Linked DNA regions of Homo sapiens: all the other regions are linked to region 1. A link is an interaction called in ENCODE POLR2A ChIA-PET data of the cell type or tissue named here. Cell type or tissue: CD4-positive, alpha-beta T cell. All regions are shown on one strand.

What was found. Peaks named below come from ENCODE experiments on the same cell type or tissue, not always from the same donor. Only the 100,000 strongest peaks of a DNase experiment are listed, where the experiment ranks them.
Region 2: POLR2A ChIA-PET joins it to region 1 with 10 read pairs; 9 of 35 experiments call an interaction of 5 or more read pairs at or near these places.
Region 3: POLR2A ChIA-PET joins it to region 1 with 18 read pairs; 2 of 35 experiments call an interaction of 5 or more read pairs at or near these places.

Annotation. Positions count from the first base shown.
Region 1 is chr16:68,413,604-68,421,603 of GRCh38, forward strand. All of the region lies in intron 1 of SMPD3 (sphingomyelin phosphodiesterase 3), which reads right to left. Among named protein-coding and RNA genes, the nearest start is that of SMPD3, 31 kb to the right of the region's middle. In CD4-positive, alpha-beta T cell, a CTCF peak has its summit at 4,957 (motif pointing left); a DNase peak (open chromatin) is centred at 4,538; H3K4me3 peaks cover 1,089 bases; H3K27ac peaks cover 5,156 bases.
Region 2 is chr16:68,352,730-68,360,729 of GRCh38, forward strand. It overlaps PRMT7 (protein arginine methyltransferase 7), which reads left to right. Exons shown (of 19, transcript NM_019023.5): 16 at 763-837; 17 at 2,994-3,154; 18 at 3,972-4,068; 19 at 4,325-5,855. The coding sequence ends at 4,495. SMPD3 (sphingomyelin phosphodiesterase 3) reads right to left here. Exons shown (of 9, transcript NM_018667.4): 9 at 5,598-8,000. Among named protein-coding and RNA genes, the nearest start is that of PRMT7, 46 kb to the left of the region's middle. RefSeq lists an enhancer at 3,863-4,022. In CD4-positive, alpha-beta T cell, no CTCF peak of the experiment used is centred here; a DNase peak (open chromatin) is centred at 3,872; H3K4me3 peaks cover 1,392 bases.
Region 3 is chr16:69,290,189-69,298,188 of GRCh38, forward strand. The region is part of intron 5 of SNTB2 (syntrophin beta 2); the gene reads left to right. Among named protein-coding and RNA genes, the nearest start is that of VPS4A, 17 kb to the right of the region's middle. In CD4-positive, alpha-beta T cell, no CTCF peak of the experiment used is centred here; no DNase peak of the experiment used is centred here.

The DNA.
Region 1 (8,000 bases):
TATATGGACTCAGAACTCCAGGCTAGTCATGAAAACGTGGCAGTGCATTGAAATGGATCCAAAAAATGGTCTAATCCTCCTCTGGAAACAGCTCATAATAATCCCCTCTCCACTCTCCCCTCTGTGTGTTAAATTCCTGTTTGTAGGTTCAAGGACATGAAATCAGTGATTTTAATGGGTAGAGCATGGGCTGTACAGAGCAGGAGTCCTGGATCAGAATCCCTGACCAGCTGCTACACACCAAATATAAAACCTGGCATGCTCTGGTGCTGTTCTGGTGCTCTCCTGAAGGGCCTGGGGCACCTCCTGTCAAGGTCTGGGTGGGTGGACACTCAGAACCTTCTCACCATCCTAGCTGTGACTTTCCACCTGAGGTGTGGACAGATGAAGGTTGGCCCGCTGGCTATACAGAGTCTGAGGATGGCGCTGCCAGACTATGGTAGAGACAGATTCCCTGCTCTGGTCTCTGTCCCCACCTCAGCCACCCAACTCTGTTCCCATAGTCTAACAGGGCTAGGCTGAGTATAGGCTTGGGTGACCTGTGAAGTCCTTCCAGCTGGAAGATAAATAACTTCAAGATGGCTATTTCGACATTTTAAAAGGGCACTTGGAATTTCACTGCTTTTGTGAAGCTGAGCAAGAGAAGGGAGGACAATAGGATATTTTGAAAACAGCCTAGAGAGTAAAAGCCTCACTTTCCTCTTTATTAATTCAGAACTTGGAGGAAATCTGTGAAAGTATCTTTCGGAATGTAAGAAATGTCTGTGACCCTTCTTTAGCAAGGCTTGACCCGGGCTCAATTATGTGCAGTCCCACCTGTGGGGTAGGCTCAGCCTGGTCTCTCCCACACTGGGCCACCCACTGGAGGATAGAGGAGGGGGTTTGGGAGATGGAGTCAGTCCTAATGCTAGGTCTGGCAGTCAGATTTCCTGGTGGGAGACTCTGGGCCTGGGAGGCCTCTAAGCCCCACAGGTAGGAGCCAGTCTTCATGTCCTGGTTTGTGTCCAAGCAGGAACAGAAGGAATGGCATGCACAAAGACTTGTAGGGGAAAGTGCTGGCTCTTGGCTCTGGCCAACAGGGCATGGCATGAGATGAGGAAGGCTGGCAGCAGCCAGATCCTGCAGACATCAGATTGAGTGGCATGCCCTGATTTGTGTTCTACAAAGGCCACATGGGCTGCCGGGAGGGGAAGGCTCAGAGGCAGCAGGGCCAGGTAGGAGGTGGCCTTGGTCACCCAGGGACATGGTGACAGAAGGCAGGAGATGATGAATCTGGAAGACTGACGGACCAATGGCTGGTGTGACAGTGACAGTGAGAGGGAGTGGGCCTAGCAGGGGGTCTTTCAGGCCTCTGACCTATGCATTGGGTGGATGCTGAGGCCTCATCTGAGACGGAATGGGTGCTGTGGGTTTGGGCATCTATGATGAGTCAGAGATGCGCAGGTGACAACTAAGGTGGCTGGCGGACATCCAGGTGGATCCATGAGAACATGGGCCATAAACTGTGCCATTAGGGAGAAACTCAAGCCAGAGACTGAAAGGTAGGCAAGGGCATCCTACAGGTAACGCCCAGAGAGTGGATAAAATCCCATGGGGAGAGTTCAGAGTGAGACCCAAAGAGGGCCAGGAAGAAGCTCCTGGAGTCCCTGACATTTGGGTTTGTGGAGAAACCCAAGGAGTGGGCAGAGAGGTGGCTAGAGAGCGTGGAGTGGGTCCCTGAGGCAAGAGTCCTTGGGGGTCAGGCAGTAAGGGGATGCCTGAGAGGCCGGGCTCATCACTGGGTCAAACTGTGGGGAATTCTGCCCGTTCAGCAATGCTGAGGGTCTAGCTGCAGTTTGAGCCAACTCTGCAGTTTTGCAGATGGTTTGTTTTCCTGGACAGAAGGTTCAAAGCAGGCTTCCCAGGCATTTTCAGGAGATCTGTCTACGGAAACGTTAACCTACGGCTTAAAATTTCTTTCTTCCAGTACCTTTTAAATTTAGGTAACCTGAAAAGTGTAACCATGACTACTGTGTTTGTATTATTTTAATATTGACTTTTAAAAATATAGCAAAAATATATATAGCGGATGCTTATTTTAAATGTTAACATGAGGTTCTATTTTACTATTCATTATACTCTTCAGATGAAGAATCTAATTTAAAAAGATCTACAAATTTCATATGTAATTTGCAGACTCTTGAAGAGTCTACCTCTTCAGCTTTTTTTTTTTTTTTTTAGGTTACAAGAGACTTGTCCTAGACCCTTAGGTATTTAATGTGACATATTCTGCCTCACAAAGTAAAAGAGAAAGGGCAGTTTTTGGCTCCTTTACAAACAGCTTTGCCCCCAGATGTGTCCAACGGCCTGATTTAGTATTAAAGCTCTGAAATGATTGATTATCCATTAGGGTAGCTATTTAAAGAGTTCATCACATCAGATTCAAACCGACAACATCTGCGCTGCAAGGGCTGCTGGAAGAGCCAGGCAGAACCAAATGGAAACCTGGATGGAACTGTGGATTCTGCCTCCTGCAAGACTCTGAGACCAGACCTCTATGAAGGACAGTAACAGGTTGCTGCTGCCACTGTGCCCGTAATCAGGTGTGTGCCAGCGCTTCCTGCTGGGCCCAGGCCAGGGAGAACTCCTGTGAATGAAAACTGACATGGGTCATAGCTCAGAGCCCGACCCTTTCCCCTGCTCTAGGCCTCGCCCTCTTCCCTGGTCTCCCCATTGTTCCCTGTGAGCCCCTTCCCATCTCCCTCTCTCTGGGGCCTCCGACCCTGAGTTGTCCCAGGCTTCTACTTCCCGTCCCACTCTTCCCTCCACAAATCATTGCCACCGCCCAGCTGGGTTTCTCCCTAATCCCTCCTACCCTCCTGTCCAGAATGTTACCGGCAAACCTTACACAATCTAAGGCCGTTGTTGTCTTCTAACCCTAGCAGTTTCCCTCTTAACAGCAACATCAAACTTGTTCCCTTATTCTGCCTCGTCCTTGTATGCTCAGCAAACAGTTTACCTTGGCAGGTTCACCAGGAAGTAACAATACTGCTAAAGCCAGGTGCTTTGTGGCGCTTTTATTTCTGAAGCTGTGTGAATGTAGGTAGGTGTGCCTTAGGTGAGTGTTTAATAGTTTCCAGGCTGAAGTTGTTGTCACCCATGCAGCCACTGGGGCTTCAAGCCCTATCTGTCCGGTGGGTCAGAGCACAGGTGTGTCAGAGCATAGGCCATGCTATATTCCAGGGGCAACTTGGCTGGTCCTGAGGCCTGTCAGGTCTAGGTGGGAGGCCCGTGTCGCTGGAAGATGCCTCAGTCCCAGGAGAGCTCTGTGGCTGGAAAGCTGCTTCCTGATTGCCAGGGCACTCAGTCACAAAAGCTGTACCCAAGGGCTCTTTGGGGTGGCTGCCGTGGTTTCCACTTAGACCCTGTCTTCAGGGCTGGTGCACCCATCCCCTGGGTACTGGGGACATCTCACAGCTGTGTCCCTCCCTAGGCATTGCCCTCAGCTGAGGCAAACTGCCTCACTCAAAATTAAGCCCTTTCTGAATGATTGGCAGATGGGGAGGGGGTACCAAGGCCAGGTCCCTTGGCCCCCATCTGGGACAACTCTGAGGAGCTATCTCAGCTCCTGAGTTCCCTGTAGAACTGCTGAGGTCTCATTTGCACCCACAGTCTGGGTCTGTTTCTCCATCTGCCTGATCCTGCCTTCTTCACTTCCCTGAACTCATCAACAAATTCGCACACACTCAGGGAACCCAGGCTATGACAGCTATCCCGACTCAGCTAAGAGGGGCTGGGTTGATTGATAGCCTCTTACCCCACTCCAGAGCCACTCTGGCCCTGCTATGCTGGGGCTGCTGACAAAGCCCCCTCAATTGTTCTACTGTTACTCTTTTATTGCATTCAAGCCTCCCTAAGGAGCCACTTGAGAGACATTTGTTTATTTTTGAACTTGGACTTAGGAAATATTGTGCTTCTTTTGGCCTTTGGTCTGTGTTTGGATTGTGTTTATGATACAAACACAAACAACTGGGGAAGAGATTGGGCTTTCTTTGCTTTGGCTGCTAGGAAGCTTGGAGACCAGTCCTAGACCTACACGCTACTAGACAAAGATGCTGGTACCTTCAGAGTTCCCTTAACGTGCTTTCCTTGCTATTGTTCTTTGTGTCGTTTTGCTATATCACACAGCTCCGTCTGAGCTGCCTCAAACCCTGCGTGGAATGAAGTAGGGTATAAATGAGTAAACACATACATACAGCCATGGGGGTGTGGTGTCAGACAGACCTGTCTGCCGGTTACCAGCTCTGGGACATTTGCCAAGTTACAACTTCTCTAAGCCCTAGTTTATTCAGCCAAGGAGTGGGCCTGATGCCTGCATCACATAATTATTCTGAAGAAAAATACAACAAGCACATGCCTGGTACATATCAAGTGCTCAATAAATGGTACACATTCATAACAACTTTTTATAAAATCCTGTGCTCTCAAGAAAGTGCCCTATCATGTTGCCGGATCTGCCCCCACTCCCTTCCTGTTGTGTGCGGGCTGTCAGCCAAGGTGCATTTCTGGCTTGTTGGGTTTCACTTTCTCATGGGAGAAAGATGCCTACCCAGGCACCTGCAGCTCACAGCAGACGGTGTGCCGCAGCAGAAGGTCCCGTGTAGATGCCCACCGAGTTCATCCAGGCAGGTAGATACATGACTCAAATACCCACAAGAGAAATGAGCACCTACTTGGCTGGAGGAAAACTAAGACTCTTTATGTAAATGAAGCCTTCATAAAATGAAAAAAAAAAAAAGGTTGTAGATGAGAGATGGGTGATGAGTAATTTAACCAAGACGATGCAAATCTAGGCCTTTGAATACTTTAAATATAACCATCTGATATAAAAAGAATTGCACTAAATTTTTTAAAGTAGAGAGCTTTCCTAGGGTGAGAGACTCACTTTCCTGATAGGGACATATTCCCCAAAAGGCAAATGGGGAAGGCAAAGAACAACATCCATGTTGACATCACATCCCCCTGCAGGCAGCAGAGGAGGATTCAATGCATTTTATAGTCTACACTAGCACCCCATATACCACACGTTACCTTGCAAACCAGTTTGGATCCCATATGAGAACAGGGATGCCCATTTCAAAGGGGAGGTAGCTTGGGAAACTCTTTTGTTCATTTCTAAAGTAAGCCTGCCCCTGGCTCTGTCTCCTTGTAAATGTCAGGTGGGCCTGAACCATAGTCTTGAGCTTGTCTAAAGATGGGTCTGGACTTTCTTGTCCTTTTGGGTGATGAGAAGGCCAGAGCAGGGAACCTTCTGTATGCTGGGTCTAGAATGGGTCTGCTAGATGTATCCTCCTAGAGGGGAGAAAGGGATGGTGTGAGTGCAGGATGCTGAGGAAGGGGTCAAGGACAGGATGGAGAGAGTGTGGCATGAGGGCAAAGCTGGGTACAGGGCAGGCCCCAGTATGGTCTATTTGTAGAAATAGGCCTCAGGAGAGGTGAGAGGGATGAAGAAGTAGTGGCTAGGGGCCACAGCTAGTATCTGGCTGGGCTGTCTAGTCCTGGAGGGGTAAGGGATGCTGGACCATACCCTCTAAGGCTGGTTTAGGAGGGTCGGGGGGTCTTGGAGGAAGCTGCCCAGAGCAGCTATGGCCACCAATGAGACAGGAAGAAGTCAAGGTTGATGGCGCTTGAGCCAGGGTCCCACTGCAGGGACTGGCTGAAGTTCTGGAACATGCATTGAGCACATTAACAAGACTGAGGATTTTGTGTCAGGTCTCTGGAACCTTCCTTTGGGGGATCAGCCAGTGCGGGAGAAACAGGTGATGGCTGGGTGGCCAGGAATCTACTGCCCTATCACCCACAGGCAGCTCATTGTATATCACATGTGGGGACAATGTCCCCCTCAACGCCTAGCCAGAGGGATGGGGCAGGATGGGGATGCAGCATCCAACATCTGTTGACTGTCTTTCCTCAAATCCTGTTACACATTTCCTTGCATCTCCAGAGTTTTGGTAAGAGAAAAACCATGTACTTCACCTCTATCTTGACAACAATAACTTTCCTCCCTTCCTATGGAAGATAGAGAGAACCCTCCTCACCTCCAACATAGCACAGATGCCCCAGGGCCCAGCTTCCATGAACCCCATGTAATGATGATGATGAAGATGACAACCATAATGAAGCCTTACTCCTAAAATGAGTATAATGACACTAATGATAAAGGCAGCATCAGAGAGTGGGGGAGAGAACAGACTTTGAAGCCAGACTGCCTGAGTTCCAGCTCCACCTATCACTAATTGTGGGAACTTGGAGGTCACTTTGTTCTTGGGCTCCCTCATCTGTAAAGTGGGGATCAGAGTAGCTGATTATTGGAACATGTAGTATCCCGAATAGCTATTGCTTTTTTTTTTTTTTTTTTAAGAGATAGTGTCTTTCTTGTCACATGGCCTGGAGTGCAGTGGTGTGATCTTGGCTCACTGCAGCCTCAACCTCCTAGGCTCAAGCAATCCTCCCACCTGTCTCCCAAGTAGCTGAGACCACAGGCATGCACAGGTTTTGCCATGTTGGCCAGGCTGGTACCGAACTCCTGACCTCAGGTGATCCATCTGCCTCAGCCTCCCAAAGTGCTGGGATTATACGTGTGAGCCACCATGCCCGGCCATTATTCTTATTACTAATATCATTACTATAGGCACCTTTCATATCCATTTCATTTGAACTTCGCAATCCTATAAGGAAAAAGGTACAATTGTTATTGTCCCACTTTGCAGATGAGGAAATTGAGGTTCAGAGAAGTTGAGGGACTTGTCCAAAGACACTCAGCCTGGTACGGAGCCTATATGATCTTCCAGTTGGCTCCCTCTGGCTAGGCTAATAGCCTGGTTACCCAGGCTTAAAAGGGATGCTTCACCATTACCTGACAGTCCTCCCATTATCCCTGCCCAGCAGGGAGGGGCGTTTTATTGCCTCAACTTAATGCATGGGAGATAAGGGCCAGGTGAGTTAAGTGGCTCCTAGGCAGGCCTGCCTCCTCCAGCTAAGCTGCTTTTGAACCAGCTGATCAGGACTACTCTTCAAAATCGCAATTTAACTGCTGGGCTGCATCCATTGTTCTGTGTGTGGAGGCAGCTGCCCCATAGGCCACCTCACTTGGTGCTGTCACAGTGATTAATAAGGATATTCTGTGTTCACATGAGGCCTCTCAGTCAAGGCCTCAGAGCACTTTGTAAGCATTAATTAAGCTTCATGATGGTGACTCAGGTAGGTGGGGGCCCTGAACCCACTTCAACATGTCTTCAGCTAATGCAGAGAGAGACCAAATCGCTCCCTCAGCAAGCTATGGCCTTCAGCTCATCCAGGTCCTAGTGGGCATTCTCCATCCCTGGGGTTTGGCCAAAATCATTTGTGGAGAAAAGACTTCCCCTCTTGTCCTTCCAGACTTCAGAACAATAACCAGCACCCAGAAGCCACTCCCATTTGAGTCAGGACCAGGCCAACAGCTCTGATGGGCTGGGTTCTACCTGATGCTCATTCACTGGCCCACCTGGGTTCACAGCCAGAGACCACCAGCATGTCGGCACCAACTGCCTCTGTACACAGGGGCCCCTGGAGTCAGGCCCGTCCCTGCAACACCATCTGCACAGTATCCCCATCCTCCCTCATCTGCTTCACCCCCATTCCCAGCTCTGCCCTCGCACATCTGCCACCTGCTTTCTGTGGCTCTGTCTGGCGCTTGTGGGGAATGGCAGAGACTGTGTAACTCAAGGTAAAGAGCTTGAACCTCCACCCAAGGATGAGGGGGAGCCACAAAAGGGAGAGACGTGGTTATATGTGTGCTTTGGAATGACAGCACAGGAAGATAGGTATGTGGGGTGGGGGATGAAGAGACCAGAGGCAATGGAGCCAAAGCCAGCATGGCAATGAGCCAGGGGGACAGACTTATGACCAACCTGGCAGTGTTTGTGCAAACCACTCCCCCAGTACACCTGAAGAAGCCATGTCCAGTAAAACAATTAAGTCCA
Region 2 (8,000 bases), 61 kb before region 1:
CTTCGATTGTTAAAGGCATTTTGAGATGGGAGAGTCAGCTGCTTTGTGCAAGAAAAAATGGAAAAGCTTCCTTTTAATTTTCTCATCAAAGCAGAACCATAGTCACAAAGTCATTTTGGGAAGGGCATTTTTATTAAAAGGATTTGAAAAGCTTTACCCTGGATGGAGAGTGTATCTCATTTGATGAGAGTGGTTTTCTCTCCTAGCTTAGTGGCTCCATCACTGAAAGTCTGGGCATTTCTCCTGTGTTACTTGTTTACCTAATCAGATTTCCACATGAATTCTGGTTTTCATGGCCAAAGAGGGGATGTCACGATCCATGCGTGCGTGTGACCAGGAGGAAGGGAGGGAAGGCTGTGTGGCCTGAGTGTCCTCTGGGTTCCTCTTGGCAGGGCCTTTTTCTCTCCCCAGCATCCTCATGAACTGGAGATGATGCTGGGGAGAGAATTGGCTTACAGATTTCTTCCCAAAGAAATGATGTTCAGGATGGCCCGGATAGGAGTGTGCAGCCCCCAGCCTAGGAGCTCTGGCCGACTGTCCCTTATAGGAGAGGACTCAGGTGTCACGTCAGAGCTTGCAGGTTCCCGCCCAGCCCAGTCTGTTACAGAAACCGTTGTGGATCTTTGTTCTCTCTGAGCCCCTTCATACTTGGGGGTCTCTTTCAGGTGTGCAGGGAACAGCAAGATGTGCCTCTTGTTCTTGCTGCCACGCTTCCCTGTGTCCTGGCGGGCGGGTGTGGACGGGGCTGCTCCTTCCTCACAGGACCTGTGGCGGATCCGGAGCCCCTGTGGTGACTGCGAAGGCTTCGACGTGCACATCATGGACGACATGATTAAGGTAGGCAGGGCCACACTCTGCATAGTACCCCCGACCTGCTCCTGTATCGCAGGCCTCTCACAGGGTCCCAGCTTGGGCAGCACAGGCTCTTCTGTTGGGGGCAGTGAGGTCAGGTGCTGCCATTTTGTGTGGTTCAACATGAGCATTGCTTGGTACCAGCCCTGTTCTTGGCTCCGTGCTGTCACCCTGTGTCAGAATCTCCACTGGGCCTGCACGTCCTGTCATTGCAACTGCCCCTGCCAGTGCCCACAGCTTCTTTTCTAGTGGGGCTGACTTTCCAGAGGCCATCTGGGAACCTTCTTAGGCAGCCATTTCCATGGTGGGGGCTCCATTCCCGGGAGGGGTACCTGAGGAGATTCCCACAGGTTATTTACATGGTAGGGGTTAGCAACTGGGCCTACGTTCTCCAGAACCATGGGCTGTCCTGACAGCGCCAGTGGTCCTTGGATTCATGAGGACTGAAGCTGAGAGTCGTGTTCCATCCACATGAGAGGGGCAGGGTGAGGAGCATGGGCCGTGCTGTGTATTAAGGAAATGCACGTGGCTCCTGCTTGTCATCCCAGCACTCTGGGAACCTGAGGCTGGTGGATTGCTTGAGCCCAGACGTTTGAGACCAGCTTGGGCAATATAGCAAGACCCTGTCTCGACAAAAAATAACAAAAAATTAGCCAGGCATGGTAGTGCACACCTGTATTCCCAGCTACTCAGGAGGCTGAGGTGGGAGGATGGCTTTAGCCTGGGAGGTCGAGGCTGCAGTGAGCTGCGTTTGTGCCACTGCCTCCAGGCTGGGTGACAGAGCAAGACCTTGTCTCAAAAAAAGAAATCTCATGGACACCAGAGGAGCGGGAAGCAGCGGTGGCCCCGCAGCAGCAGCTATGCATCGGGAGGTGGGGCTTTTCTGCTTCTGCTCACCTTTCTGCTCTCATTTTCCCATAGTGAACATGGATTGCCTGTGTGTGAACACTTTTTTAAGTAAATTAAACCTTGTGGATATTTTCAGTTTGTATCTTATCTGCCCCTCACAGCAGACCATTGACTGTTCGATGCTTTTAGAAATCTCCTTCGTGCTGAGCCCTGCGTGCTCTGGACCCATGCGCTCTACGCCTCCTCTGGGCCCCTGCTCATGGCCTGCCCACCCTGGCTGTCCCTGTCCCCTCTTGCTGATACGGTTCTGCTACTCTGGTCCTGGGCCAGTGTCTGTCTCTCGTGTGCTAAGGCAGATGGCCGAGAGTGGTGGGTATCCCACAGTGGGGTGCCAGGCATTTTTACTTCTATGCTTTCCAAATCCACCTGCCCTTCCCCACCCTTAGCCTGGCCCTTCCAGTGCCCTGTCTTAGACCTGGCGCCACTTCACACGACCAGCCAGGCCCAGGGCCCCGGGCATCCTCCCTGGCAAGTCCTCCCATCCCCTGCCATTGGTCTTCGTGCTCCTGGTGAGCCTCCGACCCAGGCTGTCCCCTGACTGCTGCCGTCCTGGTTTGAGCCCCTCCTGCTCTGGCCGTCCTCCACACGGAGCCCACATGAACTTGTAGATCTGAGTCTGGCCACATCCCCACTGCAGGAATGCCCTAGCTGGCTCCCCACACCACACCTGCAGAGTGGCCCGGCTGGCCTGGGTGCCCTGGCCTGCTCTCCTGACTTAGCTCTATCCTCAAGGCCCCCTCTGGCCCTTCTCCTGCCGGCTCCCATTTGACCGTCACCTCCCCTCCTCCAGGTAGCTTTCTGCATCCCTCCTGGATGCAGGTGCCCCCAGCCTGCCGCCAGGCACCGGGGCTGTACTGTCACGCATTTATCCCTCCCTGTGGCCCGGGGCCCACCTGTCGGGGCCACACAGCTGTGGTGGTCACCAAGTTTCTAGGTGCTGGGTGTTCTCACCAGTGATGTAGATATGTGGTCCTCAGAAGGCTTGAGACAGGCAGCACCACCCCATCTTAAAAATCCGGAGAGCGAGGCTCAGAGCCAGCGGTGCCTGGGGAGCCACTGATGAGAGAGAAGTGGCAGAGAGGGGGCGCCGCTGGTCTGCTGGGCGCTCGGCATCTTTATGGGAGAACGCACACCCCTTGTGACTGCAGTCAGTGGGAGCCAAGCCGGGGAGCGGTACCTCTGTCTAGCTGCCGGCCTGTCTCTGCAGCCCCCAGGCCCCCTTCTGTTCGCAGCGTGCCCTGGACTTCAGGGAGAGCAGGGAAGCTGAGCCCCACCCGCTGTGGGAGTACCCATGCCGCAGCCTCTCCGAGCCCTGGCAGATCCTGACCTTTGACTTCCAGCAGCCGGTGCCCCTGCAGCCCCTGTGTGCCGAGGGCACCGTGGAGCTCAGAAGGTGGGTGCAGAGAGGGCTGGGGGGCAGGGAGGGGCTGCTGCTTGCCCTTGGAGTTCTCACCCCCGTGGTGAGCACAGCTGGCCTGGGAGACGCTGACACGTGGAGGGGGTATTCGTCCTCCCCACAACCTTGCCCTTCCCTGTCAGAGTGGCCCTGCGCGTGTGGTGGTTCCCACGGTCCTGTGTGTGCCACTGGTGGAGGAGCCAGGAAGGGCTCTGCTCCCCCTCTACAGCTGAGGCTCCCTTGTTGGATCACAGCTCAGGAAGATGGGAGCTTACTTCCTGTGGTCACCGATGCACCATTTTCCTGAACCCTCCTGGGAGCTGAAGCAGGTCAGGGTCAGCAAGTGCTGCTTGCGTCCAGGGACGGGCAGCCCTGTCCTGCTCCGGCCCTCACCCCACCCTCGCCCGAGGAGTGACTTCTCCTGGAAGCACCTCCCAACTCGGGGCAGGCAGCCAGGCAGGGCGGGCGCCATCACCTGAGCTCCCAGGGTTGCTGTCTGGGGCATCAGAGGGGCCTTCCGGCCTTCAGTGCCAGGCTGTGCCTCAAGCTCCCCCAGACCCTGCAGCCACACCGGCCCTGCCCCATGTGTGGCCCGGCTGCAGGGCTCGGGTTGGCTCAGGTGGGGGCTTGGCTGCGGCTCTTCTGGCTGGGGTTTTTCTGAGGAACGTTTATGTAACTGCAGCACTAGGAACTCCCGGCAGGGCAGGAAGGAAGTGGGGAAGACCACAGGTTTCTGGAAAGCCGCAGGAGCTGCAGCTGTTCCCCCGCTGCCTCTTGTGTGACTACTTCTGCTGGGCCCCCCTCTCCTTGACAGGCCCGGGCAGAGCCACGCAGCGGTGCTATGGATGGAGTACCACCTGACCCCGGAGTGCACGCTCAGCACTGGCCTCCTGGAGCCTGCAGACCCCGAGGTAGTGCCTGCGCACCGGGCCCAGTGTGCGTGCAGACCCTGAGAGCAGGCGCCGCCTGGGGAGGCCTCCCTGCCCCCATGCTCTGGGTGTTTCTGTCACAAGTTCTTCGGGCCAGATGATGACCCCTCAGTGGTCCTGGGCCATCTGGCCCCTGAGCAGCTTCTCTCTGCTGCGAGCTGCCTGGGCTGGAGGCTGGCTAGGAAGGAGGCTCAGGTGCCAGGGAGCCCTCACCATCTTCCTGCTCTTCTTCCTACAGGGGGGCTGCTGCTGGAACCCCCACTGCAAGCAGGCCGTCTACTTCTTCAGCCCTGCCCCAGATCCCAGAGCACTGCTGGGTGGCCCACGGACTGTCAGCTATGCAGTGGAGTTTCACCCCGACACAGGCGACATCATCATGGAGTTCAGGCATGCAGATACCCCAGACTGACCACTCTTGAGCAATAAAGTGGCCTGAGGGCTGGGGTTCTGAGTGGCTCATGGCTTTCTAGCGGGGAAGGCTGAAGGCCCTCCTCTCCTCTCTGGGAGCTGCTCGGCCTCAGGGATGGGAAAGACTGCGCCGTGTTGCATCTTGTTGCATCTTTGCACTGCTGGCCTCTGGCTCCAGCTGTGGCAGGAAGCATGAGAGGGTGACTGAATTTGGAGCCCTGGAGGGGCTGGGAAGACCCCCCTGCTTGTGCTTCTGAGGTGCTGAGAATGCTCCAACACAGAGACATCTCTCCCCAGCTGGGAAGGGAGTGGAAGCACAGGGAGCTTGTGGGGCTGGCCGGTGGGGTTGTCCACGCCGCCCTTGGCGAGCAGTCCCCGTGGCGGGAGCCTGTCCTGTCTGTCTCACTCTCGAGGATCTCCGGGTCCCTGCTCTTCTGGCTTCTGCTAGGAGGGTGGAGATGCTGAGTTGTGGCTGGGTCTCTGGGGCTTGAAGACCCTGGCTGGGCCCGGGCTGAGAGGCCTGGGTTCTGGCCCTTTCACCTGACAGGTAACTTCAAGCCACATCCATAGGTGTCTGGCCTCAGTGCTGCACCAGCTGGTGGCCTGCCAGGACCTGAGACTGGACACAAGGCAGCTGTCCCAGAGCAGTTCCTGAGATGCAGGCCCAGGAAAGTGGCTGTCAGGGGAGCTGGGAGGCAGCCCTGTTCCCTGCACCTCCCTCAGATTGGAAAGCCCCTCCTGCAGGTGGGGTATGGCAGGGAGCAGCCCCTGCCCAGCGCCGCTTCACCAGGAAGGTCAGTAGGTGCCGTGGCCTTGCTTCTCTCACACACTAACCCCCCTTTGGTTATGTCCCAGCTCTCAGAGGTAACAGCAGACACCACGTGAGAGAACCCAGTGGCCTCTGGCTCGCAGCTTAGAAGGTGAGGCTTGTGCCAGGCCAGCCGAGCCGCCTGTATGAGCAGAGTTCCGGTGTCCTCGGATTCAGGGCAGACTTGGGCAGTGCCTGTCCTGCAGTTGGGGGCAGGAACTCCCTCCCCTGCCCCCAGGCGTGCCCCTGAGGCCTGGCCCCAGCTTGTCGCTGAAATAAGTGGAGAACACCAGCCTTGAGCCTCACAGTTTTATTTTCTCCTCGTTATCCATCCTTCCTTTCAGCACCAGTAAGGAAAAAGAACACCTCTCTTCGCAAAATATTTTATCAGGTGTAAAGACTTGTTTTTCTTCTAGGGAAGAACCGTCTGGATATATATTTGATAATGTTTTTACCAAAACCATAGGTGTGCTTACCATAGAAAACCCCTAATGTCCCATGAAGATACAATACAGAAAAAAATACAGAAATTAAAAAAGTTTTTATAACAGTATTTCTAAATCTCAGCAAGTTAAAAAGCAATAGTTAAAAAGCATCAAGATTAATATACTTAAAACTTAAGGTGGTTTTGGACAAATGAAAATGAACATTTCCTTCCTCAGTGGCCCCCGCGCCTTGTGGCTTCCTTTGAGACTGGGCCTAGGGCAGGAACAGAGTCTTGGTATGGGCCTCGGGTGACCCGTGTGCCCACCCCTGCTAGGCCTTAGATGCCACAGAATCTGAGATCCAGCAATGGTTCACTTTAAAAAATCAGTGGAAGGGCCTGGCCTGCACACAAGGCCCGGGAGTCCATAGGCAGCCACAATGAGACACGTGGGTGGGGGGGTCCCGGTCTTGGTGCTGAGGGAGGTGTGCGGGGGCCTGGGGGCCGCACATCCTTACTCTGGACCCCAGGACCTGACTAGGCAGAGGCGACCTTGTGATGACAGAAAATGACTTGCCTAAGGCCGCCTGTGAGGTGGGAGGGGAGGAGCATGCAGCCCTGACTCCCACGCCTGCTGCCCCGGGAGGGGGTGCCTGGGTGGGGAAGCTATGTTGGGGTCTGGTGTGGGGGCCCTGCCCGGGCCTCAACTGCTCTCCCTGTGCAGGCAGTCGGCAGGCGGCTCGGGGTCTAGGGGTCCAGGGCCGGCCGGCCCAGTCGCTTGTGTGAGCAGAGTACCAGCTGCTTCTGGAAGTTGGGGGCCTCCACATCATGAATCCCAGTCAAGGCTCACAGGCCAGCCCCTTGGAGGGGTGGGCCGGGCAGAGAGCCCAGCAGGATGCTCGCCCTCAGCAGCCCCTTCCTGGCTCTGGACTCTGGAGGGGCAGGGCTTGGGCCCGGGCAGACGGTGCTTCCCAGGCCAGGTGAGTTCAGACAGGCCAGTGTCACAAGGACGCACGTCCTAGCGCCAGGCTCCCTGGGCTCTGCAGCGTTGTCTGCCCCAGCACAGGGCCAGGCATCTGGCTGGCTGCGTGGCCCCCTCTTGGTCCCTCTTGCAGCTCAATGGGTGACAAGGCACAGCATCAGGGCACCAGCACCAGGAGGGGCTGACAGCAGACAGCAGGTCCTGGTGCTCCCTCCAGCCTCACCAGGCAAAGCCGGCCCTGGGCCAGGCTGGGTGTAGGGCCAGGGCGCCACGAGGAGCGGAGGTCAGCGGGGATTGTCAAAAACAGTCCCTCAAGTTGAGTCTCGAACTTTGAAACAGACAAAACCTTCGCTGCATGACAGGAGCAGCCCTGGAGTCTCTTAAAGGCAGGTGGGCAGAGGCAGTGCTGCCGAAGGGGCCTGGGGGCTGTAGGCATCTTGGGGCTGGAGGCAGATCGGGGACCACAAGCTGTTGGCCAGCTCTGCCATGCTGAACTTGGGTGCCAGTACCACACCCTGCCCTGGGCATGCAGCAACTGTCAGCCTTGCTGCCCCAGCTTGCGCACTGGTGAGGGCCAGGCTGCTCTCTGCACCTTGGCTTCCTGCCTCCTAGGCCGGGGTCCCCTTGTGGCCTTGGTGTTGGCTGGGGTAGCTGTTGAGGATGGGCCTGGGAGGCCAGAGCCGCAGCCCCACCCGGGGGGCAGGCAGGGGTTCCTGAGCTCAGCCGGCACGCAGGTGGGGCACGTCCCCAGGGAGGGATTGGTCCCGAACCAGAGAGGTGTCCCGTGGGGGAGAGGATTGGCAGAAAGAAGAGGATGTGTTGGTTTTGATAGAAGAGAAGCTACAAATAGATTATTTTCAAAATCAGGATCCCCCCCACCCCCGTTTATGCTGTGAGTCCCTTCTTCCTGTAAAAAAAAAAGTGGATACTCTCTTCTCGGATCCCCGTTTATGGCTCCACTGCCCAGATGGGAGGCTCCCGGAGGAGGCCCAGGGTGCCAGAGCCTGCCAGACTCTGTTGTGCCTGAGCTGGGGAAGGGACCCTGTCTCGGGAAGAGCAAAGTTCTATGAGTGACTTACAGACCCTGTGAAGTGAGGGTTGGTTTTGTGATTAACCTTTTTCTGTTTTTCTTTTTAAAATGTAATTGCCCTTGAATGCGAGACCCTGGGAAGAGCCCTGGGCTGGCTGGTAGAGATGCAGCCCTCGGACCCTGCAGGAGCCGGCCCACACTGGAGGCGGGAGAGCTGGTGGCCGTGCCCAGGAAGTGCTTCTTTGGCTGGTTCTGATTGTGT
Region 3 (8,000 bases), 880 kb after region 1:
TGCAAGTATGAACTTCAAGATGAGTAGGCATAGAATGCAGCTCTCTTCCTCAAGTACAGAAAGCCATTTCCATTTGTCACAGGATTTGAAACTATTTTAAAAATTGTATAGTATACTTTTAAAGGCTTATTTTCATCATACCAATTATTTAAGCCATTAAAGTTTTTAAGTCATACGAGAACTTTATGAAGGCACTTTATATGTCTGTAGTTTTGATGATATGAAGACTAAGAAGCAGTAAATATAGGTAGGAATTACGTTAATAAAAATGAAGAAAATCTAGGAGAAGAGAAGAAAAACAGGCATTTACAAGGATTTATATTGTTAAAATATATGAAGAAAGAGTTTTCTGTGACCATATTATTCACCATTTCTTAGAAATTATCTTGAGTCCTTTTTACTCATCGGTTTGGCAAATATTTTTCAGTATATACTCTGTGCTTTTACTAGCTATAATAAAATAAGGTAAGCATAGCCCCTATTTTTCAAGTAGGAAGGACAGAAACCAAAAGAATAATAGGTATGTATCAGGATTGTCATAAGGCATAAATGAAATACAGGCATCATCTAACCTTCACACACAACTCTCTGGGGCAGATGTTGTCACCTGCATTTTCAAGATATGGGAACTGGTGTTAGTATGGTTAGGACTTGAACTGGGGCCTTTTTGGGCTCCAGAACTAGAGCCTTAAGCCCTGAAATTTCTCTAAATGACTCACACTTATGACCAGGTTAAACTTCTGAAGGATATACAATATCAGTCTAATTTGTTAATACATATTTACTGAATGTTTTAGTATTTATCAAGTGCTGTGCTTTGTAATAAAAGAAAAATAAGTAAGATGTACTTCATGCCTTTGACCAAATAGCAATAAGAGAACACAGTGTCATGTTCTTTTCTGTGACCCTGGGCATGATGAACCTGTTGCCTATACCTGATGGGCTGGCTTTTCCTATGTGCAGTCACTGGGAAGGATGCCCCAGCCTTTCTCTGAGACAGTTCTGGGCTGTCAGGCCAGGTCTAACCTGAAAGACCTACTCCCTTCTGAGGTGCTCTGAGTAACACACACAGTCCTATGGCTGCTAGAGAGATGGGCCTGGGGACTTGCTGGAAACACTAGATAGGGCCCCCCAGAGCCCCAGAAACAGGACCTGTAGCATAGAACTCTGCCATTAGGTTCTTTATCCCTCATGACACACTGATAACCACCAGCAGTTCTCATTTAAAAAAACACATAGTTGGCCCAGCGCTGTGGCTTATGCCTGTAATCTCAGCACTTTGGGAGGCCAAGGCAGGAGGATTACTTGACACCAGAGTTCGAGACTAGCCTGGGTAACACAGCAAGACCCCCCATCTCTATTTAAAAAAAATGAGCTGGGCATGGTGGCATGCACCTGTAGTCTTAGCTATTTGGGAGACTGAGGCAAGATAATCACTTGAGCCCAGGAGTTTGAGGCTGCGGTGAACTGTGATCACACCACTGCACTCCAGCTTAGGCAACAGAATGAGACCCTGTCTCTAAAGAAAATAAAAATAAAAAATAAATAAAATAAGCCTGGGCAACAGAGTAAGACCGCGTCTCTATGAAAAATTTTGAAAGTTAGCCAGGCATGGTGACACATGCCTATAGTCCCAGCTACTCAGGTGGCTGAAGTGGGAGGATTGCTTAAGGCCTGCAGGTCCAGGCTGCAGCACTGCACTCCAGCCTGGGCGACAGAGTAAGACCCTGTCTTAAAAATAAATAAATAGGCTGGGCACGGTGGCTCACGCCTGTAATCCTAGCACTTTGGGAGGCCGAGGTGGGCGGATCATGAGGTCAGGAGATCGAGTCCATCCTGACTAACACAGTGAAACCTCGTCTCTACTAAAAATACAAAAAATTAGCCGGGTGTGGTGGCAGGTGCCTGTGTGGTGGCAGGCACCTGTAGTCCCAGCTACTCAGGAGGTTGAGGCAGGAGAATGGCGAGAACCCGGGAGGCAGAGCTTGTAGTGAGCCAAGATCACGCTATTGCACTCCAGCCTGGGCGACAGAGCGAGACTCTGTCTCAAAAAAATAAATATAAATACATAGACACAAAGTGGATAACATATACACTGGTTGTACTATCTACACAAAGTGGATAAATACAACACTGGTTGTATTTACCATTGTTCACCTTATTTTTTATATATATATATATATATATATATTATATATATATTATATATATATATATATTATATATATATTATATATATATATATATTATATATATATAATTTTTTTTTTGAGACAGAGTTTTGCTCTTGTTGCCCAGGCTGGAGTGCAATGGCACGATCTTGGCTCACTGCAACCTCCGCCTCCCGGGTTCAAGCAATTCTCCTGCCTCAGCCTCCTGAGTAGCTGGGATTACAGGTGCCCACCACCATGCCCAGCTAATTTTTTTTTTTTTTTTGCATTTTTAGTAGAGGCGGGGTTTCACCCTGTTGGCCAGGCTGGTCTTGAACGCCTGACCTCAGGTGATCCACCCACCTCGGCCTCCCAAAGTGCTGGGATTACAGGCATGAGCCACCACGCCCGGCCGAGTGTTCACCTTCTTATAACATCAATTTTTTGATTTATTATTTATTGAGCAAGTTTTCCTCCTAGCTTTATTAAATTACTATCGGGGAGCTTCTTAGAACGCCATCTCTAATGTATGTTTTATACTTAACAACATCCCCGTGGTGTGAAAAAGCCAGTGCCTCACCCCACAACCCCCAACTTAGGAATCTGAGAAGTAGTAGTCAGAGCAGTAGAAGGAAAACCGGGATTGGTGGGGATGGTAACAGCCATGGAAACCAGAGGAAGAGTATTTCAAGGGAGGAAAAGTCAGTAGGAGTAAATGTATTAGTTGGGATGATTTATGCTAAAAATAGTAGGACATGGCCACTAAAACTAGAATAAATATTAAATATCTTGCATAAAAGAGAGCAAGAGTGAAAGAGAGAGGGCCCTTCTCTTCCTAGTGATAGATCTTTTCAATCTGATTGAGTCAGTTTGGCTCATATGTCCAGTCTGAACCAGAACAATCACCAGGGGAAACCCATGCTTTGACTGACCCAGAAGCTGTCTATCCATAAGTCGGGAGTACCCTTCCCTGAAACACATTAGGACACAGTAAAAACCTGAATAAAATTGAGGTTTGCCTATAAAGAAGAATAGAGAAATAGAAGCTGATAGACAGCCAACAATTAGTACTACAAGTGCCAAGTAGGATGAGGCTGAAAAAGCAGGTTGGATTTAGCGATATGGAGATAATTGATGTCCTTGGGGAGAGATGCAAAACGATGTAATGGCAATGGCAGATTGCAGAGGTCTGAGGAGTGGACGTGAGGTGAATCATGGGCAAACTGAGTAGACAGCTCTTTCAAGAAGTTTTGATATGAAGAGGAGGAGAGAGGGGGAGTGGTACTTGGAGGTAAGGTACAGAGTTGAGTAGTGGCATTTCTTTTAATAATGAGAGAGGCTTGAGCATTTAAAAAAGTGAATGGGAGGGATCTGATTCAGAGGGACATGTTGAAAACACAAGAGGTAGAAGTAGTAATCAATCTTTTACAATTTCTAGGAAGGTGGAGGTAGATGCAATCCAAGGCACAGGTGAGGGGATTGGCCTTAGCCTGGAAGAGGGACAGATGGAAGAGAAGAAATAACGGAGGGAGATGTAGAGCCTATCTTGGCTGTTGAAGTGGGCAGTGCCTTTTACTGCTCAGTAATTTGGGCCATAGACATCCCTGGCTTTTTCTCCATCCCTAAATCCAACTGCAGTTATAGGCCACTTTTATGTTGTTTGAATTTTTATTTTATGTTTTTTGTTTGTTTGTTTGTTTGTTTTTAGAGAGACAGTCTCATTCTGTTGCCCAGGCTGGAGAGCAGTGTCACGAACATGGCTCACTGCATCCAGGCTGAAGCAATCCTCCCACCACAGCCTCCCAAGTAACTGGGACTACAGGTGCATGCAACTATGCCTGGCTAATTTTTGTAATTTTGGTAGGGATAGAATCTCACTATGTTGCCTAGACTTGTCTCAAACTTGTGGCCTCAAGCAGTCCTCCACCTCAGCTTCCCAGAGTGCTGGAATTACAGGCATGAGCCACTGTGCCCAGCCAGTTGTTTGAATTTTTAAAGTTACATCATGCTTGTATCATCAGGAAAAAAAAAATTGTTTTTTGACTAAAGAGCCATCAGTCAGTCCCATACACTGAAACTCTTATCACTATAAAGGATTTTACAGGCTGGGCATGGTGGCTAATGCCTGTAATCCCAGCATTTTGGGAGGCCAAGGAGGGTGGATCACCTATGGTCAGGAGTTTGAGACCATCCTGGCCAATATGGCAAAACCCTATCTCTACTGAAAAAAAAAAAAATACAAAAATTAGCAGGGCGTTGTGGTGCGCCCCTGTAGTCCCAGCTACTAGGGAGGCTGAGGCAGGAGAATCGTTTGAACCCAGGAGGCGGAGGTTGCAGTGAGCCGAGATCATGCCACCACACTCCAGCCTGGGCGACAGAGCGAGACTCCATCTAAAATAAAATAAAATAAAAGCACCTACCGCAGAGCCCTGTGTTTATGTACCTTCCTCTCTTGATACCTGAAGAACTGTAGTTTTTGATTTTTTTTTTTTTTCGCTCTGTCACTCGGGCTGGAGGGCTGGAGGGCTGGAGTGCAGTGGTGCAATCTCAGCTCACTGCAACTTCTGCCTCCCAAGTTCAAGCAATTCTCCGGCCTCAGCCTCCTGAGTAGCTGGGATTACAAGCACACACTGCCATGCCTGGCTAATTTCTTTTGTATTTTAGTAGAGATGGGGTTTCACCATGTTGCCCAGGCTGATCTCGAACTCCTGAGCTCAGGCAATCCACCTGCCTCGGCCTCCCAAAGTACTAGGATTACAGGTGTGAGCCACTGCGCCCAGCCAAAACTGTAGTTTTTTACCCCTTTAACTTCAGTACTTACTATTGTGCTGCTATTGTGTGTCTTTTTCTATTTCTGGTAACAACCCTGTTAAACAAAATCAACATACTGAATTTTTTTTTTTTTTTTTTTTTTTTTTTTTTTGAGACAAAGTATTGCTCTGTCTGCCAGGCTGGAGTACAGTGGCCCGATCTTGATCTCTGCTCACTACAACCTCTGCCTCCCAGGTTCAAGGAATTCTCCTGCCTCAGCCTCCCGAGTAGCTGGGACTACAGGCGTCTGCCACCACTCCCGGCTAATTTTTGTATTTTTAGTAGAGACAGGGTTTCACCATATTGGCCAGGCTGGTGTCGAACTCCTGACCTTGTGATCCACCCGCCTTGGCCTCCCAAAGTGCTGGGATTACAGGCGTGAGCCACCGCGCCCAGCCAACATACTGAATTTTTTACTGACTTATCTATAAATTGGAGTGCATAGTGGACACATAGCCATCCAAAAGCATTCTAAGTGAACCAAGACATAATGAGCCACCTGCAACAGCTCCATTAATAAGTCCCAGATGCTATCCCGTCAGAAAAGGGCCACTCCTCTTACTAAATGGGGAATTTATACTGAAAAAAAAAAAAAAGCCACTTCTCATACACACACACATAGCTGTTAAATCAGAATGAAAGGCTTATTTCCCCTATCTCCCTTTGGTTCATTACTCCTAAAAGGGTAAGGGGTGTCAGGCACTTAATCATCATTGCATCACTGTGGTGTGATGTACTCAATGTTTAGAGAAAAACTGTTTAATTGGTTCGATTTGGCACAGCATTTACATGACCAGGTCACAGTCTCATTCAGAAGAATCTGGTATTAATTATACATTTTAAACTATGGCCGGGTGTAGTGGCTCATGCCTGTAATCCCAGCATTTTAGGAGGCCGAGGCGGGTGGATCACCTGAGGTCGGGAGTTCGAGACCAGCCTGACCAACATGGAGAAACCCCATCTCTACTAAAAATACAAAAAATTAGCCAGGCGTGGTGGCGCAGGCCTTAATCCCAGCTACTTGGGAGGCTGAGGCAGGAGAATTGCTTGAACCCAGGAGGCAGAGGTTGTGGTGAGCTAAGATCACGCCATTACACTCCAGCCTGGGTGACAAGAGTGAAACTCCGTCTCAAAAAAAAAATTTTTTTTAAACTAAAACAAGCTCAATATCTAGACCTAAATACATTAAGTTTGACACACACACACAGAATCACACACAGTCACATTTGCTTTCCATTCTTTCCTTCTCCAGGGGAAACAATCCAAAACAGAACATTTAAGAAATCTCAGGCCGGTCGCGGTGGCTCATGCCTGTAATCCCAGTACTTTGGGAGGCCGAGGCGGGTGGATTACCTGAGGTCAGGAGTTTGAGACCAGCCTGGCCAACATGGTGAAACCCTGTCTCTACTAAAAATACAAAAAATCAGCCAGGCCTGGTGGCACATGCCTGTAATCCCAGCTACTCGGGAGGCTGAGGCAGGAGAATTGCTTGAGCCCAGGAGACGGAGGTTGCAGTGAGCCGAGATCATGCCACTGCAGTGCAGCCTGGCCGACAGAGAGACTCTGTCTCAAAAAAAAAAAAAAGAAAAAAGAAATCTCAGGGGCCAAGCACTTTGGGAGCCCAAGGTGGGCAGATCACGTGAGGTCAGGAGTTTGAGACCAGCCTGGCCAACATAGTGAAATCCCTGTCTCTACTAAAACTACAAGAATTACCTGAGTGTGGTGGTAAACACCTGTAATCCCAGCTACTCGGGAGGCTGAGGCATAAGAATCATTTGGGAGGTGGAGGTTGCAGGGAGCCGAGGTTGCGCCATTGCCCTCCAGCCTGCATGACAGAGTGAGACTCTTATCTCAAAAAAAAAAAAAAATCTCAGGCCAGGTGCCGTGCCTCACACCTGTAATCCCAGCACTTTGGGAGACCGAGGCAAGTGGGTTGCCTGAGCTCAGGAGTTCAAGACCAGCCTGGGCAAGATGGCAAAACCCCGTCTCTACTAAAAAATACAAAAAATTAGCTGGGTGTGGTGGTGCCCGCCTGTAATCCCAGCTACTCAGGAGGCTAAGGCATGAGAATTGCTTGAACCCGGGAGGCAGAGGTTGCAGTCAGCTGAGATTGCGCCAGTGCACTCCAGTCTAGGTGACACAGCAAGATTCTATCTCAAAAAAAAAAAAAAAAAAAAAAAAAAAAGGAGGCCGGGCACGGTGGCTCATGCCTATAATCCCAGCACTTTGGGAGGCCAAGGCGGGCAGATCACAAGGTCAGGAGTTTGAGACCAGCCTGACCAACATGGTGAAACCCTGTCTCTACTAAAAATACATAAATTGGCCTAGTGTGGTGGCACGCTCCTGTAATCCCAGCTACTCAGGAGGTTGAGGCGGGAGAATTGCTTCAACCTGGGAGGCAGAGGTTGCAGTGAGCCAAGATCACGCCACTGCACCAGCCTGGGAGACAGAGCGAGACTCTGTCTCCAAAAAAAAAAAGAAGCCATGTGCAATGGCTCACGCCTATAATCCCCACACTTTGGGAGGCCGAGGTGGATGGATCCCTTGCAGTCAGGAGTTCAAGACCAACCTGGCCAACGTGGTGAAACCCTGTCTCTACTAAAAATGCAAAAAAATTAGCCGGGCGTGGTGGTGTACATCTGTAATCCCAGCTACTCAGCAGGCTGAGGCAGAAGAATTGCTTGAGCCCAGGAGGGTGAGGTTGCAATGAACCGAGATCACGCCACTGCACCCCAGCCTGGGTGACAGAAGGAGATTCCATCTCAAAACAAACAAAAAAAAGAATCTCTAAATCTCTCTTTTTAAAATTGTTTAGACATTGCTCTGTCACCCAGGCTAGAGTGCAGTGGCATGATCATAGCTCACTGCAGCCTTGAACTCCTGGACGCAAGTGATCCTCCCACCCCAGCCTCCTGAGTAGCTGGGACTATAGGCACACACCACCATGCCCAGATACATTTTTTATTTTTATAGAAATGAGATCTTGCCATGTTACCCAGGCTGTTCTCTAGCGCCTGGCCTCAAGTGATCCTCCTGCCT